2 separate regions of the Homo sapiens genome follow, and region 1 is linked to region 2. A link is a loop called in an ENCODE intact Hi-C map of the cell type or tissue named here. Cell type or tissue: K562. All regions are shown on one strand. Each heading gives the region's core, and the rest is flanking DNA. Links, peaks and the distances in the headings are about the cores only. Region 1 holds the start of LOC105373699 (a long non-coding RNA gene). Region 2 holds the start of GALNT5 (polypeptide N-acetylgalactosaminyltransferase 5).

What was found. Hi-C counts contacts between places; a loop is a spot of excess contacts. Peaks named below come from ENCODE experiments on the same cell type or tissue, not always from the same donor. Only the 100,000 strongest peaks of a DNase experiment are listed, where the experiment ranks them.
Region 1: a loop joins it to region 2, with 8 times the contacts of the local background. A loop is called at or near these places in 1 of 110 quality-filtered maps.

What each region holds. Positions count from the first base shown.
Region 1 is chr2:155,359,371-155,368,125 of GRCh38, forward strand. LOC105373699 (a long non-coding RNA gene) reads left to right here and starts at 4,039. Exons shown (of 4, transcript XR_923496.2): 1 at 4,039-4,260. In K562, for the core only: no CTCF peak of the experiment used is centred there; a DNase peak (open chromatin) is centred at 4,161; H3K4me3 peaks cover 604 bases.
Region 2 is chr2:157,257,594-157,266,348 of GRCh38, forward strand. GALNT5 (polypeptide N-acetylgalactosaminyltransferase 5) reads left to right here and starts at 112. Exons shown (of 10, transcript NM_014568.3): 1 at 112-1,943. The coding sequence starts at 490. In K562, for the core only: no CTCF peak of the experiment used is centred there; DNase peaks (open chromatin) are centred at 1,118, 3,948 and 5,720; H3K4me3 peaks cover 5,777 bases.

The sequences.
Region 1 (8,755 bases), core at 572-8,571, 1.9 Mb before region 2:
TTTGTAAGATTACATTTGACTTTTTAAATTTAAACCTTTAAAGATGACAATTTTCTTCTGGCTTGCATTGTTTTCTGGTGTAAAAAATGTCCATGGTTATTTTTTATTTTCTCATTGTAGGGAATGTGGCACTTTTTCTGTCTGCTTTTATGATTTTCAACAAGTTGATTATAGTGAGTCTTGGCATTTTTAATTTTTTTCTATATGCTTATCTTGCTTTAAGTTTGTCACATTTCTTGAACCTCTGAGCTTATGGTTTTCATTGAATTGAAAAAATATTTGGCCGTGATTTTGTCAATAATTTTGTGTCACCCCCTTATGGGGCTCAATCTATTGAGTAAATTTTTTACTTCGTCAGTTTATACAGATTTTTTAGTGTTGGGTTTTTTTTGTTGTTGTTTTTACCATTTTTGCTATCTTTAAACTTACTTATCTTTATGCAATATCTAAATTGCTATTAATTACATCGATTGAAATATTTTCTTTCAATATTAATTTCTTAGCTCAACATTTTACATTTGTTTCTTTTCTATAGTTTCCATATTTCTCGTAATGTTCATATTTTTCTTTAAATTTGTGAAAAGAATTGTTGTAAAGTATTTTTTTGATAATGCTCTTAACCATTATTATTTCAGAATCTCCTTCTATTGACTTGTTTCTCTCCTAGTGATTAGTTACCTGTTTGTGCTTTATTCCATTTCTAGTAATTCTTATTGTATGGTAGGGCAATTTTGATTATTATATTCTCATGTGTCTGGATTTTATTGTCTTCTTTTAAAGAGTATTGAAAAGTAACTTTAAAAGCAAGTTCTTTTAAACATGTTTTGGCAGAGAGTTGATTTATTTCCAAATCAGCTTGAAACTTTTTTTTTTTTTTTGAGACGGAGTCTCGCTCTTTCACTCAGGCTGGAGTGCAGTGGCGCGATCTCGGCTCACTGCAAGCTCCGCCTCCTGGGTTCACGCCATTCTCCTGCCTCAGCCCCGGAGTAGCTGGGACTACAGGCGCCCGCCACCACGCCCAGCTAATTTTTTGTATTTTTAGTAGAGATGGGGTTTCACCGTGTTAGCCAGGATGGTCTCCATCTCCTGACCTCGTGATCCGCCCGCCTCGGCCTCCCAAAGTAAGCTTGAAACTTTTGAAAGTTATTTTTGTTTTTCTAGGGCTAGTCTAGTGAAATATTTATTCATGTGATTGTTTAGCCCTACTATTCATGCCAAAGCTTTTCTGTGAGGTCTCTCCATTCTGGTTGATAGGAATTCTTACATCTGCTATTTCTCTATAAGCTCTGAAAATTGTTTAGCTTGTATCTCTGAGTACATGTTCTTTGCCAGGCCTGTGGGAACTTCGCTCCATGAAGACGTCTTTTTATCATTCAGCAAAGACTCAAAGTGACGCAAATGCAGATATCTGGAGCTCTTTCTTTAGGTAGTTGCCTCATTCCTGGTATTCTGTCCCATAAATTCCATCTGTCTCAGTTACTCTAACGTCTGGTCTCCATCTCCTCAACTCAGTAAGATTTTTTGTCATTTAAGGTTTCTTCTCCAGTACTGTCATTGAAAATAGTCTCTAGGCAGAAAATTCAGGTGAACATAGATGTTATCTAGCTTATTTTCTTTTCTCAGAGATTACAGTCCTATACTATCGGTTGTCTAATGTCTGAAAGCAATTATTTTATATAGCTAGTCAAGTTTTATAGTTGCATATTGTGGGTAGGTATGTCTTCATTCAGTTAATTTGTCAAGGCCATAAATTATGAGGAACATATATGCAGAGTAAAAATAAGTTCAAATACAACACAATAAGCTGGAGTTAGCAAATATTTATAGGATGATATATATTATAAATATGTGTGTATATAGATGTTTGTGTCAGTCCCATAAATACCATATAAAAATAAAGCTACAAGAATTTAAGAAACTAACAAGCATATATTATTGAAATCATAAAAAAGAGAAGCCTATGAAAACAAACAGGAATAATTCAAAAAATAGAACTTCTAGAAATTAAAACACAAAAGAAGAAAAGTATATAAGTTGAACGGGATAAGGCAGAGATGGGAAATAATTGATAAGCTCCTAGTTAGATTTGACTAAATTATATCAACAATAATTACATCTGAATAAATTACCATCAAACTGATTGAGAATATCAAAGATTTTGGATGTGTGACTTTAATATATTTCTAATAACAAGCCTAGAAATAGATAATAGGGGAAACAGAAAAAATAGGAATATTCATGAAGCAAAAGAAAATGTAAAATTATAGATGTATAAAAATCAATACATAAAAGCAATCATGGACATCTTTTGTGAAATGGTAGAGAAAAAAAAAACAAAAAAAAACTTCAAAACACCCAGTGAGAAGAGAGAGACAGTTTACCTACAATTTCTTTACCTGTCTTCTTTTGATTGTTGAGTACATAGATTTGCCCTATTTCAATGGTATAAATCTGTAGTATAAATGGTATACATGCACACATGTGCACATGCATCCACACAAGCACATACACACACTTCCCATTGGTAATTTGCCTTCTGACTTTACTAAGGAATTTTTTTAATGCATGTATTCTTTATTTTTTATATAATTTAATCTACCCAGCTTTTCTTTTGTGGCTTTTGTTGTTTGTGACACAATGGCAAGTCCTGCTCAATGACAAGGGTATATAAAAAAATTAACTCAGGTTTCTTTCCGGTTGTTCTGTTTCCTTTTCACATTTAAAAATTGAGTTGATTCATAAATTATGGTATATTACGTGAGACTTTTATGATTATAATCTTTTTCTGATAGGCAAAATTTAGCTCAAATATTATTTATTATAAAGTTGACCTTTCCCCCATAGATTGGATATGGTATTTTTGTCACGTCTTAAATGTCCAGGCTTATTTGGCTCTATTTCTATACTTTAGAAAACTTTGCTTCAATTCAGTCAATTAATAGTGAAAGGGTGCTGTGCTGTTTTGCTTATGGATGCTTAATCCTATGTTTACCATTGCTGGGTGGATTACTAGCTTGCTATCATTGAATTTTCTTCAAAGTTTTACTGCTTGTACTTGTCTTTTGTTTTTAAATATAAATTTTAGAATCACTTGTTTGGCTAGTTCTAGAAAATGTGGAGCTTCAGGTACTATTTTGATACTAAAATAATGTTACAAATTAAATGTATGAACATCATAAAATATATAAATATATATTAACTAATAAAACTACAAAATAAAATTGGCAAACCCACCTGATTTAGGAGTTTTCTTTAAATATATACCTCTCAGTGGTTGATAAATAACACAAAACAAAAACAAAACCACAGTGTAATGATATTGAAGGTATGACAATAAGAAATTATATTTGATCTAAGGAATGTGTATACAGTATTGCTTCCAACGAGTGTAAAAATAATTCTTTTCAAATTCATTTGGAATATTTAGATTAATGAACTACTTTTTAGGTGTTTTAAATGTTTAGCTTTCTAAAATATCACTATTTTATAGAATACCTTATCTGACTAAATCAAAAGTAAACAATATTCTTAGAGATATTATACTCCGGGAAAAGATATGTGCTACATCTAAAAACTATAAAAGGGTGCTATCAAGTATATATAAAGAGACCCTAAAATTAGTAAGTTAAAAAAAAAAACTACACAATACTTAAAATGGGAAAGCACAAAAACAAGAATCTCTAAGAAAAGGAAATGCATAGTGGCTTTTAAAAGATAGGAAACTATTGAGCTTTATTTCATTAAAATAAACATGAAAACCACAGTGAAGTATAATTTTACTCTCAAAAAAATTGAAGAAAGAAATAGAGTCTCATATTACCAGATATGATGGCAATATAAAATAAGAAAAATTCAAATTCATATAAACCTGTGGTAGAACAATCACTCTAGAAGACAAAAAAAAATTTACAAACAGTAGTTTGAAAAACTACTGAAGTTAAATATAGTATATTGTATTGTTAAAGCAGCCAGCTAAGCAAACATGACCAGGGCAGGAAAGGCCCCAAACCCAACAAGGAATGTCAGGGTACCATCAGGTGACGATCAGAGGGTTGTTAGTCTGTGTCTCTAAAATAATAGCTGCTTGTAGCAGGTGCCAAGGAAAGGCAGTCTCCCAACAGATAGAAACAACAGAAGCTGGTGATTGACAGTTCCTGATAAGATCTCAGGAATTGGGCAAGTGAGTTCAAGCATGCGCATTTAGAGGCAAAATGGCGGAGTTTAACTGATACGTGACCTTCTTCTGGGAACACTTGACCGGTAAGAGAAAAACCTCATTAAATGAACATATGCACAACTTCAGAAAACACACTGAACATGTGGCCCCTCCCAAGTGCTAGCAGGCCACTGCGCATGTGGACAGCCCACCCCAAGGGAAGAATCAGGGGAGGAGAAATGCAAACCCTGGAATCATGACAACATATAAAACCCCAAGTCGAGGGTCAAGGTTCTCTCAAGTTGCCTACTTGGCCCTCTTCCGAGTGTACTTTACTTTCTTTCATTCCTGCTCTAAAGCTATTTAATAAACTCTTACTCCTACTCTAAAACGTGCTTCAATTTCTCACTCTGCCTTATGTCCCTCAGCCGAATTGTTTCTTCTGAGAAGGCAAGAATTGAGTTTGCTGCAGACGAATCAGATTCACCACAGCTAACATACTTGGGAGGTTGAATGCCTCGGGCAGAAAAAGTCAAGACGCCAAAGCATGGTAGCAGCGGCAAATCCGACGGGTCTGCAGCAAACTCAATTCTTGAATGGATGGGGCAGGTATTCTCTTTACTTGCTAGAGAATCAACGATTCCATATTCAAACATCCTGTGAACTAGCTAATCCTGGGGAGAGTAATGAGACTTACCTGACAGAGAGGAGGATATATGCTGGTCTTTGAGGTTTTCAAGGCTGTGAGACAGGAAAAGCTGGAGTGTGGCTAGAACAGAGTGGTAGAAGAAACTGCATTGTTCTGATTGTATTGGTGTTGAGATAGACCAGGTAGAGTCAGCAGCACGATCACTCTCTACGTTTCCTAGAGTGGTAGTAGCAATGACAGTGGCAGCTCAGTTATCAACTTTGAGTCCTAAGGTACAAGTGAGAGTGTTACTGGCAGAACGTATTCATATCCATATGGGGTCTGCAGCAACCTCACCCTCACTTGGGAGGGGCCACATGCACAGTGTGCTTACTGAAGTTGTGAAGTTGTGTGCATGCTCATTTAAAGCTGTTTCCCTTAGCCGTGGAGTATTACCAGAGGAAGGTCATATACTTGTTAAACTCTGTCATTTTGCCTCCTAGTGTGCATGCTTAAGCCCACTTTTTCAACTCCTGAGATCTTATTGGAAAGCTGCTGATCACTAGCTGAAGGTGTTTTCTATGTATTAGAGGACTACCTTTCCCTGGCACCAGTTATGAGCAATTATTATTTTAGAAAGACAAACTAATAACTGCCTGACCATCATCTGATGGTTGCCTGACATTTCTTGGAGGGGACTTTCCGGTCCTGCTCATGTCTGCCTAGCTACCTACTCTAACACTATGACTGAGCCTCTTACATATGTGTGACAGAAAATGTGTACAAGAATGCTGGCCAGGCATGGTGGCTCATACCTGTAATCCCAGCACTTTGGGAGGCAAGGTGGGTGGGTCACTTGAGGCCAGTGGTTTGAAACCAGCCTGGCCAACACAGAGAAACCCTCTCTCTACTAAAAATACAAGAAAAATTAGCTGGGTGTGGTGCGACATGCCTGTACCACCAGCTACTTGGGAGGCTGAGGCATGAGAGTTCTTTGAACCTAGAAGGCGGAGATTGCAGTGAGCCAGGATCGCACCACTGCACTCCAGCCTGGGCAACAAAGTAAGACTCTGTCTCAAAAAAAAAAAAAAAAAAAAAAAAAAAAGCTAATAACAGCTTTGCTCATAATGGCAGAGAAAAAAAAAGAGTTAAACAAAATTCGTTAACTGAAGAAGCAATAAATAAATACATAAATACGCATACAGAATAATATTTATTGTAACATCATAAAAATAAATTAATTCCTGCTTCAAGCATTAGCATTTAAATACCTCAAAAACAAAAATGAAATAAAATACAATAAATAGATTTATCATGGAAGAATAAAGTTCAATTTTTTATATGTGTGTACACCACACACACACAGTAAAACCAAGTAATGCAATATTAAATGTGTGTGGTGTGTGCGTATGTATGTTGTAAAACTATAGAGCAAAACAAGGGAATGAGTAAAACCAAATTCAGAGCAGTGGTTACTTCATTAAGTAAGAGTAAGCAATGTGATCAGTTAATACAGAGCAGGGAATTCAACTTTATTTGTAGTGCTCTATTTTTGTAAGCTGAGTCATGAGTATCTGGATTTTTGTTTTGTTCTATCTTACTATGTAACATATACAGCCTCATAAACTATACTCTTTTGCTTATATCATATTCAAATAAGAAAGTTGATAACATAAAAACAAAGTAAGAACTCCCTAAAATTTTACATTGTTTCAATTAATTTTGACATTTTTATTTTATACAAGATTCTAGCCATAAATATGGCAATTTTGTATCTTGAAAATGTGACAAATATACTTTAAAATGTCTACTTGTTCCTTTGTTTAAAATAAAATGCTTGCCAGATCAAATAAATTTAAATATTTTTAGCTATATTGGTACTAAACATTTCCCTGTCATACCAATATGTAAAGTTGTTCTAAATCTGCTTTCATGAACATGCCATTTGAGCTAATTACTTTAGAGTAAATGCAGCTCTCAAATAATTGCTAAACCTTAGGAAATGCTTTCAATAATTGACTTAGTTTTCATAAGCAAAACTTGTGTTACTAAATCTGAATTAAATGCACATTTGAGACACTTAAAGTGTTAACATGTCAAATATTTTAATAGTGTAATAAAAATAACTTGTAGAATTAATGCCAAAAATAATTCAAACACTGCATTCACATTTTTTTACAAATTTTCTGTCATTCAAAAATGTTGTGTGGTATTTTCATGTGAATTGTGTCATCTGCAATGAATATGTTTTTCTACTAATTGATATAATCTAAATTGAAAATATTGTATTTCCTAAAGTACAAATTTCCAACTTCTGTGACTTACATGAGATAGAAAGTCTAATTTTAGAAGTGATATAAGTAGAGACAGTGAAAAATACAAAATATTGCAGAAAACTTGATATATTCATATACAGATATATAAATGTTAACTTATTCACAATTATAATTCTTTAGTAATTTTTTCACAATATTTTTACTCGTATTTTTACACATAATATTCAATTGGGAGGAAGAATGCACAGTTCTAGTCTTTCTAAAAAAAATTATCTAGTGTTTGCCTCTCATTGACTCTACATATATACAAATATAAAACATTTCTTTATCTTTTATCTTATTCCAAAAATAATTTAAGGGATGGGTAGCTAGATTGATGGCTTAGTGGCCATAATATCTCAAGCATAATATTTTCTCCTTGACCAATCTCGGTTTCTGCTAAAGATGAAAAACTCTGGACTGTGTCTCATGCTCAAACAGATTAAACTCTCTAATGTAATATCAAGAAAAAGTATGTTTTACTGAAGAAATGAAGAAGTATTTATATTACCTTTCATATATCTACATTAAACAAGTTTCAAATATTGCATTTCTTTCACTGAAGTTCTCCCTTGCCCAACCACCTCACTTCTTTCTTTATCTCCGCTAGCCTCTAAGGAACTCTTTCTGTTCTTCTTAACGACTAACTTAAAATTTACATTTAAATAAGTAGTTGCACGAAGAAAACTACATAGTATTTTTCAGTCATGCCCATCCCCTACTAACCTACTTCAACAGCAGTTTCTTAGAGTTCTCAGAAAATACAATAATCATGAGAGATATAATTAAGGCTTATAAAATAAGATTTCTCTCTAAATGGTGAGATTTGTGAATATATATATGTAATGAATATATATAATAAATACATAATGAATATATAATGTATTTATATGCCCCTGTAGATGTAACCATGCTACAGTGAATAATAGAGACATTCTAGAGATTTCTGTCAGTGAAGACAGACACATGATTTTGATACTGAAGGACCTTGACTTTTGAAATCAAGACAACTAGATTCACATTCCATGTCAACCACTAGTTAATTCCCATTAACTATAACTTGTTCTCCCTTATGTGTGGGAAATATTAACCTCATAGCTATATTAAGTCAATTTCAGTACATTCGAGTTGGCAATATATGGATTTTTGAAGTAAATAGAAAATATAGGAAAAACAACCATGAGCCTCAATCTATCATTCCTTTTCAATGGCCTAACAAAAAGGAATGTAAATGATGTTTGACCCACATATATGACTAACAATGCTAGAATAGATCCAAGTCTTTTCCAGGTACAGAATTGGGAAAAATTGAATAAATGGTTTCTTATTTCAACTTTACCAATCTATGACATTCTTACACTCCCCTTAACTCAATTCTTTTTTCTCCCTACTGTGAGCAATAATCACACCATTTCTCCCCCATCTTTCTTTTCTTATCAAAATTTCTCTCTCCTATTTCTGTAGGGCTCCATCTTTGACTTTGTTTTAACTTGAAAAAAGATTCACAGTTTAGAATTGTACAATAGATGAGTTTCTTACTTCCTTTAATGGAGAGATAGCAATTGTGCCTAAATGGTTATATTCCAGGGCAATGTAAATGTAATGGTAGTATATGGATAAGGTAGTACATATATTAATATGCTACATTATCAACGT
Region 2 (8,755 bases), core at 577-8,576:
GAGAGCTGAATGAAGTTTTCTGGGTAATGGCATGAAATGTTTTCCTTATGAGAAGTGGTGTTGAGTTACAGCGTGCAGACGGAGAACGGGGAGGAGAGAAACGGCAGTCTCAATCTGGCCCCCACCTTTTCTTGGGCTTGTAGGAAGGTGGACATGGGCTCCCGGAGACAAGACAAGTGATATGTTGAACTGTTCGGTGGCTGGAATCAACTGCTCCTGGAGTGACCTAAGGCCAGTGTTTATCAGAACTTAGCCAGGGCCAGCCAAGCAGGCACAGATGCTCTGCTATGAAATGCCACGCAGGCAGAGACTGACAAGCGGTAGGAACTGAGCTTTCCCCTTGGACTGCTGCTTCCTGCTGTGTTCAGGGGAGGGGGTCACTTTCTGGCAACTCTGCTGCTGCTGCTGCTGCTGCTGCTACTTCAGCTTCCTCTCCACTCAAGGTAAGCAGGCTAAGGGAGGGCAGGCTGCTAGGGAAAGCTTTGTACCATGAACAGGATCCGAAAGTTTTTCCGAGGAAGTGGGCGAGTCTTGGCATTTATCTTTGTAGCTTCTGTCATCTGGCTCCTCTTTGACATGGCAGCTCTCCGCCTCTCATTCAGTGAGATCAACACTCGGGTCATCAAGGAAGACATTGTGAGGAGGGAGCGGATAGGATTCAGAGTTCAGCCAGACCAAGGAAAAATTTTTTACAGCAGCATAAAAGAGATGAAACCTCCCCTAAGGGGACATGGGAAAGGGGCATGGGGCAAAGAGAATGTTAGAAAAACTGAGGAGAGTGTGCTCAAGGTTGAGGTGGACTTGGACCAAACCCAGAGGGAAAGAAAAATGCAGAATGCCCTGGGAAGGGGCAAGGTTGTGCCGTTGTGGCATCCTGCACATCTGCAGACCCTCCCTGTGACTCCTAACAAGCAGAAGACAGACGGGAGAGGCACCAAACCTGAAGCCTCCTCTCACCAGGGGACACCAAAGCAAACGACAGCTCAGGGGGCTCCAAAGACCTCATTCATAGCAGCAAAAGGAACTCAGGTAGTCAAAATATCAGTACACATGGGACGTGTCAGTTTAAAACAGGAGCCCCGGAAGAGTCATAGTCCCAGCAGTGACACATCAAAACTAGCAGCTGAAAGGGACTTGAATGTGACCATCAGTCTTAGTACTGATAGACCAAAGCAGCGATCACAGGCAGTAGCAAACGAGAGGGCACACCCTGCCAGCACAGCAGTGCCGAAGTCTGGGGAAGCCATGGCCTTAAACAAAACTAAGACTCAGAGCAAAGAAGTCAATGCAAATAAACACAAAGCCAATACGAGTCTTCCTTTTCCTAAGTTCACTGTCAATTCAAATCGCTTAAGGAAGCAATCTATTAATGAGACACCTTTGGGAAGTTTGTCAAAGGATGATGGAGCTAGAGGGGCTCATGGGAAGAAACTCAATTTCTCTGAAAGCCATCTTGTGATTATAACCAAAGAGGAAGAGCAAAAGGCAGACCCCAAAGAGGTCTCTAATTCTAAAACCAAAACAATATTTCCTAAAGTATTGGGTAAAAGCCAAAGTAAACACATTTCCAGGAATAGAAGTGAGATGTCTTCCTCTTCACTTGCTCCACATAGAGTGCCACTGTCCCAAACTAACCATGCTTTAACTGGAGGGCTAGAGCCAGCAAAAATCAACATAACTGCCAAAGCCCCCTCTACAGAATACAACCAGAGTCATATAAAAGCCCTTTTACCTGAAGACAGTGGAACGCACCAGGTGTTAAGAATTGATGTGACACTTTCTCCAAGGGACCCCAAAGCTCCAGGGCAGTTTGGGCGTCCTGTAGTTGTCCCCCATGGAAAGGAGAAGGAGGCAGAAAGAAGATGGAAAGAAGGAAACTTCAATGTCTACCTTAGCGATTTGATCCCAGTGGATAGAGCCATTGAAGACACCAGACCTGCTGGGTAAGACCTATTTCTCTTCTCTTTCCTCAACCCCAAGTGCTTTGGCTGTTATGTAAAGAGGATTTATTGCTAGATAATTCTGTGTGATTTTTGGTCACCTAGAGAATTAAAGAAACATTAATCATTGGATATCATTCAAATATTTCACCAGCTACAGAGACAAAAATTCTCTTATTAGCAGTTGCAGAGTTCTTGTTCTCTGAGACTTTGGTCCCTACCATTAGCTCATGTTCAATTTTCTTCCCTCTGTTGAAAACCTATTAAAATGATTAGATGAACTCAGTTCATAATAACGTGTATATAAATGGTAGAGCTTAAAGTGTAATTCCATTAGAATAGTGACAATGAAGTGAATTCCCAATTTTGGAACTTTTCATTATTAGCAAGTTTGTCAGGAATATATTTGGGAAAGAAGCACACAGAAGGACTCTTCTAGGCCTCCCTGGAATCATATCTTAACCAGCAGAATTCTGCCTAATCATAAGTAATGATAAGCAGGATAGCAAGAGAAGTGACTTTACTCCCTAAAATTTAATCTCCTTTATAGGTGGAGATGGTAGATATTTCAGGAGATCAGTTACATAGGAATCATAATGTTGGAAAAAGTCAATCAGTCCATGACCAGCAAACACCTACAGGAGGTATAAAAAGCATAATAATAATCACTTATATTTGTAGACATTCACTATTTACAAAGAGCCTGCATACACATAGATGAACTCCATATGAGCCCTGCAAAGGAGGAGGCAGTCATTATGGTTCAAATTAACAAGCTGGCGAGGGCGCTCAGAAGTTACAACACTTTCTCAAGGTAATGCAGTTCTAAAGCTGCCCAATGGGCCTTCAGTAACCAGTCCTTCAAAAAGTTAAATTCCTATAACTATATCACCAGATGTGGATCAAAACATAGATATTTAATCTGATTCAAATATAATTGGGTTCCTGGCATTTTTTTTCTTGGCCCACTGATAAGTGAAGGTACTCAACAGCCGTATGTTCAATATCTGTTAACTCAGTTCCCTAAGTCAAACAATATTTGCCAGGAAGTTGGATTGGGGAATGTCAAGATTGAGACTTAGCACATGTGGCATGTAAACAATGGCCTTGTTTGGCTTCTGTAGAAAATTCTTCTTTGTGATCTAGGTAGTCAGCATTACATTTTAGTCAGTGTTACTAGGAGGAAGGCAGATACAGGAGAAGCTTTATCCACATTAGAAAGAAGAGTCTCTTCATTGTGATGTCGGCTACAACCAGGTCGTTTTCCATCTCTTAGCCATCAGCAAACAGCTATCAGCCATGCACTGCTTATACCAAGCACTGTGCCATTCACGCTTCTCACCCTGGTGATAATCACAGTCTTGAGGAGAATGCAGACATACTCAAAGATGAGGAAACTGAGGCCCTGGGATGCTAGATTGCCTGTGGTCACAAAGCTAGTCATTGTAGAGAAATGATTAAAATTCATGCTCAAAATTATTCTGCACTCTCTTCCATCTCTTGCCAATCTCCCCTCAAAAAGGATCCTAAAAATTGTGTTGGCCCAGCTCTAATCTAAAGTCCTGTGTATCACAGGATTACACATGCCAGCTTTGAACACAAAGTGCAAGGAAATGAAGTAGCCGTTAAAGCAGTTTCATTTTAACATGCCCTTATTGACCTGGCAGGCTGCTAGGGAGTCTGGGGAGGAATTAGACACTGCACAGAAGCACAAGCTCCAGTTCCAAACCAGAGAAAAGGCACATGCGTGGCGGGGGTGGGGGTGCTCAAAGCAAGTAATAACGATGTTATCACTAGTGTGGCTCATTGAAAGCTCGGGGACTCCCAGTGCTTCTTAGTTTCTATACTTTGTTCTGTAGAAGTTAAGCATTGCAGCCCAGGAAAGTTACAGTCAGGCTCTGTCTTCTGAAGGAGGTTGTCCCAACTGTAGGAAAAATTGACACATGTGCTTGAGAGGATGAGTCAGAGAGCATGTGGCCAGGCCTCCTCCCTCTTATCACATAACCCACCTTGGCTAAATATAGGTGTGTCTCAAGCTGCCTGGCGGATGCTACGCTCCACTCAGGGGTCTACCACCAGGGATCCTGGACCTGGGGCCTCCCAAAGTATTTTTCAGTCCTTTTGTAGTCCTCTTCTTTGAAAGAGGATAAATCATTTTTTGTTCTTTTACCCAAACACCTTGACTATAAATATGTGTAAATTATGTATTCATATAGATAAAGGTTAAAGAAAATACAATCAAAAAACATTTGATTCATCAGTTTGGCAAGATTTGGAGTGTTTTTTGTTTTTGTTTTTTTAAATTTGGCTTTATTTATTTTCAGCCTGGCTCAAAAAGCGTTTGAGGTAGCTGCTTACAGGAATGCATGCAATAAGATTTTTTAAGATAATAAGTTTTCGAAGTCAGCATAAGGGGAAATTGTTATAAAATAGAATAAGAAAATGAGTACATGTGTGTGAAAGAAAGAGAGAGAGAAATAACTGTAAGAATACAGGAGGGCTAGCTTAAAATTAGCTGGAGTAGCATCCTACTGCAACCTTTAAATTTTAAGAGTTTTGGAGAATATCTTCCTTTTTGGCCTATTCATTTCCCCAAAATCCACTGTTATAGATGAATTCACACATAACTGTCATATCACAACTGCTCATTGATACAGAATGAACCAAAAAATGTAAAAAAAAAAAAAAAAAAGCGCACAGATTTGGTATAATCATTTAAATTCAACTTCACCCAGTGAAGATAATAACTAGTCGGTAGTTAACATCATCTTAAAGATGAATGAGCTGATGTGCTAGGGTGAGGTTACCATTAAGAAGTAGAGGACAGGCATGGTAGCTCAAGCCTGTAATCTCAGCACTTTGGGAGGACATGGTTAGAGGATCCCTTGAGCCCAGGAGTTTGAGATCAGCCTGGGCAATATAGTGAGACCTCATCATTACAAAAAAATTTAAAAATTACCCAAGGGTGGTGGTGCATGCCTGTAGTCTCAGCCACTCAGGAAGCTGAGGTGGGAGGATCACTTGAGCCTGAGCGGTCGAGGTTGCAGTGAACCAAGATTGTGCCACTAGCCTGGGTGACAGAATAAGACCTTGTCTCAGAAAACAACAACAACAACAACAACAACAACAATAAAAAGGTAGAGGAGACAGGCAGGGATTTCCAGGACAACTTCTCTTACTCTAGTTCTAAAATCAGATTCTCTTTTCCAAACCTGCTTTTTCACTCCGTTTTCTCTGGAGTCCCAAAGGACCATTGCTAAAATGTTAAGATTCAATTTCACAACTCTTTTTTTTTTTTTTTTTTTTTTTTTTTGAGATGGAGTCTCGCTCTGTCACCCAGGCTGAGCGCAGTGGTGCGATCTCGGCTCACTGCAAACTCCGCCTCCGGGGTTCACACCATTCTCCTGCCTCAGCCTCCCGAGTAGCTGGGACTACAGGCACCCGCCACCATGCCCAGCTAATTTTTTGTATTTTTAGTAGAGACGGGGTTTCACCGTGTTAGCCAGGATGGTCTCGATCTCCTGACCTCATGATCTGCCCGCCTTGGCCTCCCAAAATGCTGGGATTGCAGGCGTGAGCCACCGCATCCGGCCCACACCTCTTTTCTAAAGCACAAGAACTCCTTTCTGTTCTCAGGGTTACTCACACTGTCCTTTTCTGTCTGCCCATGTTTCTCCCCTTTGTGGTATAGCAATAGCACCCTGCACATGACATTTTCTCCAAGCTGGGCCCTTAGCATAAGAAAAGCTAATCTCTTTGCTCTTCTCCACCCTTTACAGTTGTAACCATCCACTGAGGTTTTCATTCACTGGTCCCTTCCCACAGCCTCCCTCCATCCTCACCATTCTCTTGCACACATTCTAATTCAATGTTGCTCAGAATCCAACTGTGGCTTCCTTCCACCTGGACCATGAGGTAGCTGTGACCTCTAAATTGCAATTACTCTTAGTGTACACAGGCATCCTAGTTACTGAAACACTGTTTATTCTGTGTTCTTCATTAACTGAATCCTTGAACGTCTGTTTTTCCTTCCTAGTGAAATTATAAGCTTCTGAAGGAAACTTTGTCTTTAGCTTTATTTTGTACTCCTTTAGCACTGATCACAGTGCTGTACATTCAGAAGCAACAGGTTTACACAGTATGAATTTACAATTTGTTTCTCTGAAATGATTTTTGAAAATTGATACTACTTTAAAAATAATCAAAAGGTAGCAATTCAAATGAAACCTGCAGCAAGTCTGTTTATAAATTAATAATGACTTCTTAATTTTTCATTATGAATATATAGAAGATATTAAAATCTGATTTAAGGCAAATACATTCTGTTTAACACTATAATCTATTCATTAATTTGTGTTTATCCCTTATTTTATATTTTTGTTATTGTTTTGGTTCTTAATTTTAATGTTTTGGCTTTCAAGAGAGGAAAGCCTATTTTATTTACAAGAATGTTTTACGTCAGTATGTAAAATACAACTTCATTGTTGCCTAGAAATTTTGCCTATAAAATTTGCTTGAAATAAAATGCTTTTTTGACAGTTAAAGTTCCATATTTAATCTTTTTTTAATTAAAAGCTAATCCTTTCAGTTCTTGCTCCTAATGATTGAAGTTTGTTTCTGTCAGCAACAATCAACACACATACACACACACACACACACACACACACACACGTACACACAGGTTTTGCTAAAATGTGATCCTATGCAGGGCAGTTCTACTTGGAGAAGTCTGTCTTTTGGCCTGAAGCTATAGTTAAGATGGAACTCCAAAAATGAACTTATTTTAAGAGTGCACTTCCTGAATCTGAATTTAGAGAAAAATGACTCAAAGGAATTTTTGCTGCCAGCATTTAGTTTTTAAAGTACAATAAGAATTCTGGCGTGCTTGTCTACCACTGCTGTGTCCTCATAACGTTACTCAACTGCTTAATTTAATGCTTTGCTTTCCCTACAAAACTCTGGCAAGCCCCTCAATAAAGCAATTAAAATGGTCTTTATTCTCTTAGCCCAGAGCCAGGACTGTCAACCAATAATTTGATTCCTTCCTACACAGCTAAAGAAAGGTTTTTTTTTGGCACATTTGAAAAGCAAAAGATAGCACCATGCATTTGCCACAAACCAATCTAAATTACTGAGGGGAAAGAAAAACTTTCTGGAACCTTAATTTTGATCCTAGTAGGGTCAAAAACTATAACGAATGAGTTACTGGAGGAGGAAGAGGAGGAGGGGGAGGAGACAGAAGAGAGAAAATAAAGTGATCAGGTATCCTCCCAAACTTTGAGCTTCTAAAAGTTTATCAGGCTGAGAGAAAAAAAGAAACTTTAAAGTTAAATTAAATTTAAATTTTTAATTTTTACATGGGACACAAATCTTAATTGATGAAATGAACGTGATTTTGTGACTAATAGTGATTGGAGAACATTAATTAAAATTGATTGGAGAAGCTATGAGATCTCCTTGAGAAACCAATTGGAGGCAGGGAAAAAAAAACCTCATGAGATGAATTCAAAAGGATTTACTTCCTGCTTTCACCTCTATGGGTAAGCAATGCAGTGGTGCCTTTTGAATAGTGTGTATGTGTTCATTTGTGTGTGCACGTGCATGCATTTGTGAGCATTTGTGTTTGTGTGTTAGAGCACAGTACTCTTTTTCACTCAAAAGTCATGTAGGAGAGCAGGACATAAAAAGGAAAACTTGTTAAAAGGGTTCAGACTAGGCTGTAACATAATGAAGGTGAAATATGGCCAAAGGACAATGAACTGGGCCTTTGAATACTTTTATTTATCCCACTCTCCTTATAACAAAGGGAATAACAAAGACAACAAAGATTAGAGGAGAAGAATGGAAAGCACAATTCTGCTACTAGTTCAAATTCTGCTACTAGTTTCTTTCTAAAAAGAAAACAGCTAAACAGTGCCTAATTAATAGAAAACAGAAATGTTAAAGTGAATTCCTGACTTTTCCTCCTAAATACTGTGAAAGCCCTAGAAACACTCCTGGGAGAGAGTAGTTAGTATATGCAGGAATTTGAAAGAAGTATACTTTTTCATATACGGAACACAAGGCCCAGTTTAACCATCAGCATAATATATCAAACTTTTGCTGTAATATTGCCCTGGTACTCTTGGCCCTGAAAATAACTTCCTATTGGGCTTTTCTGGCTGATCCAATCAGAACAGAGCCTCTCAAGAGAGAAACAACTTTTTTGCTCAAGGTTCAGAAAATTCAGGGAAAATAGCAATGTTTAGAAGCTGTATTTTGCTGTTTGCTTTCGAAATGAAAGGAGCTTTTTAGAGTCTCCTGGAAAAACAGCTATATTATACCAAACTCAAGTACCTCCTCAACTGGCGTTGCTTCTAAAATGTTGATAATATGGACATGTGTGAGAAGCAGCAATATGAGGAAACAGTGTTTACAAAGGCTTCACAACTTGCCTTCTCATTTAATCCTTAAAACAATTCCTCAAGGTAGATACTATCATCATCCCAGCTTTACCTATAGAAAAACTGAGACAGAGGAAGCTGAGGTTTCAGATAATAGCAGATATTTCAGACAGTGGCAGTTCATTTCATTGCACGTGATATTTGCTCATTGCCTATCAATCAGGAGCGGTGCGCCATGCCAGGCAGTTGAGGCCTTTCATCCTTCAGGCATATTATTTCATCTGATCCTTGTGGCCATGCCAGATTAGCAAAGTGTTACCTCTCTTTATTAACAGATGAGGGGGGAAAAAAGAGCAAATGGTAAAGTAATTTGCCCAAGGCCTCACAGCTCACAAGTGCCAATGTTGGGACCCAACCTCTAGTTTTCTGACT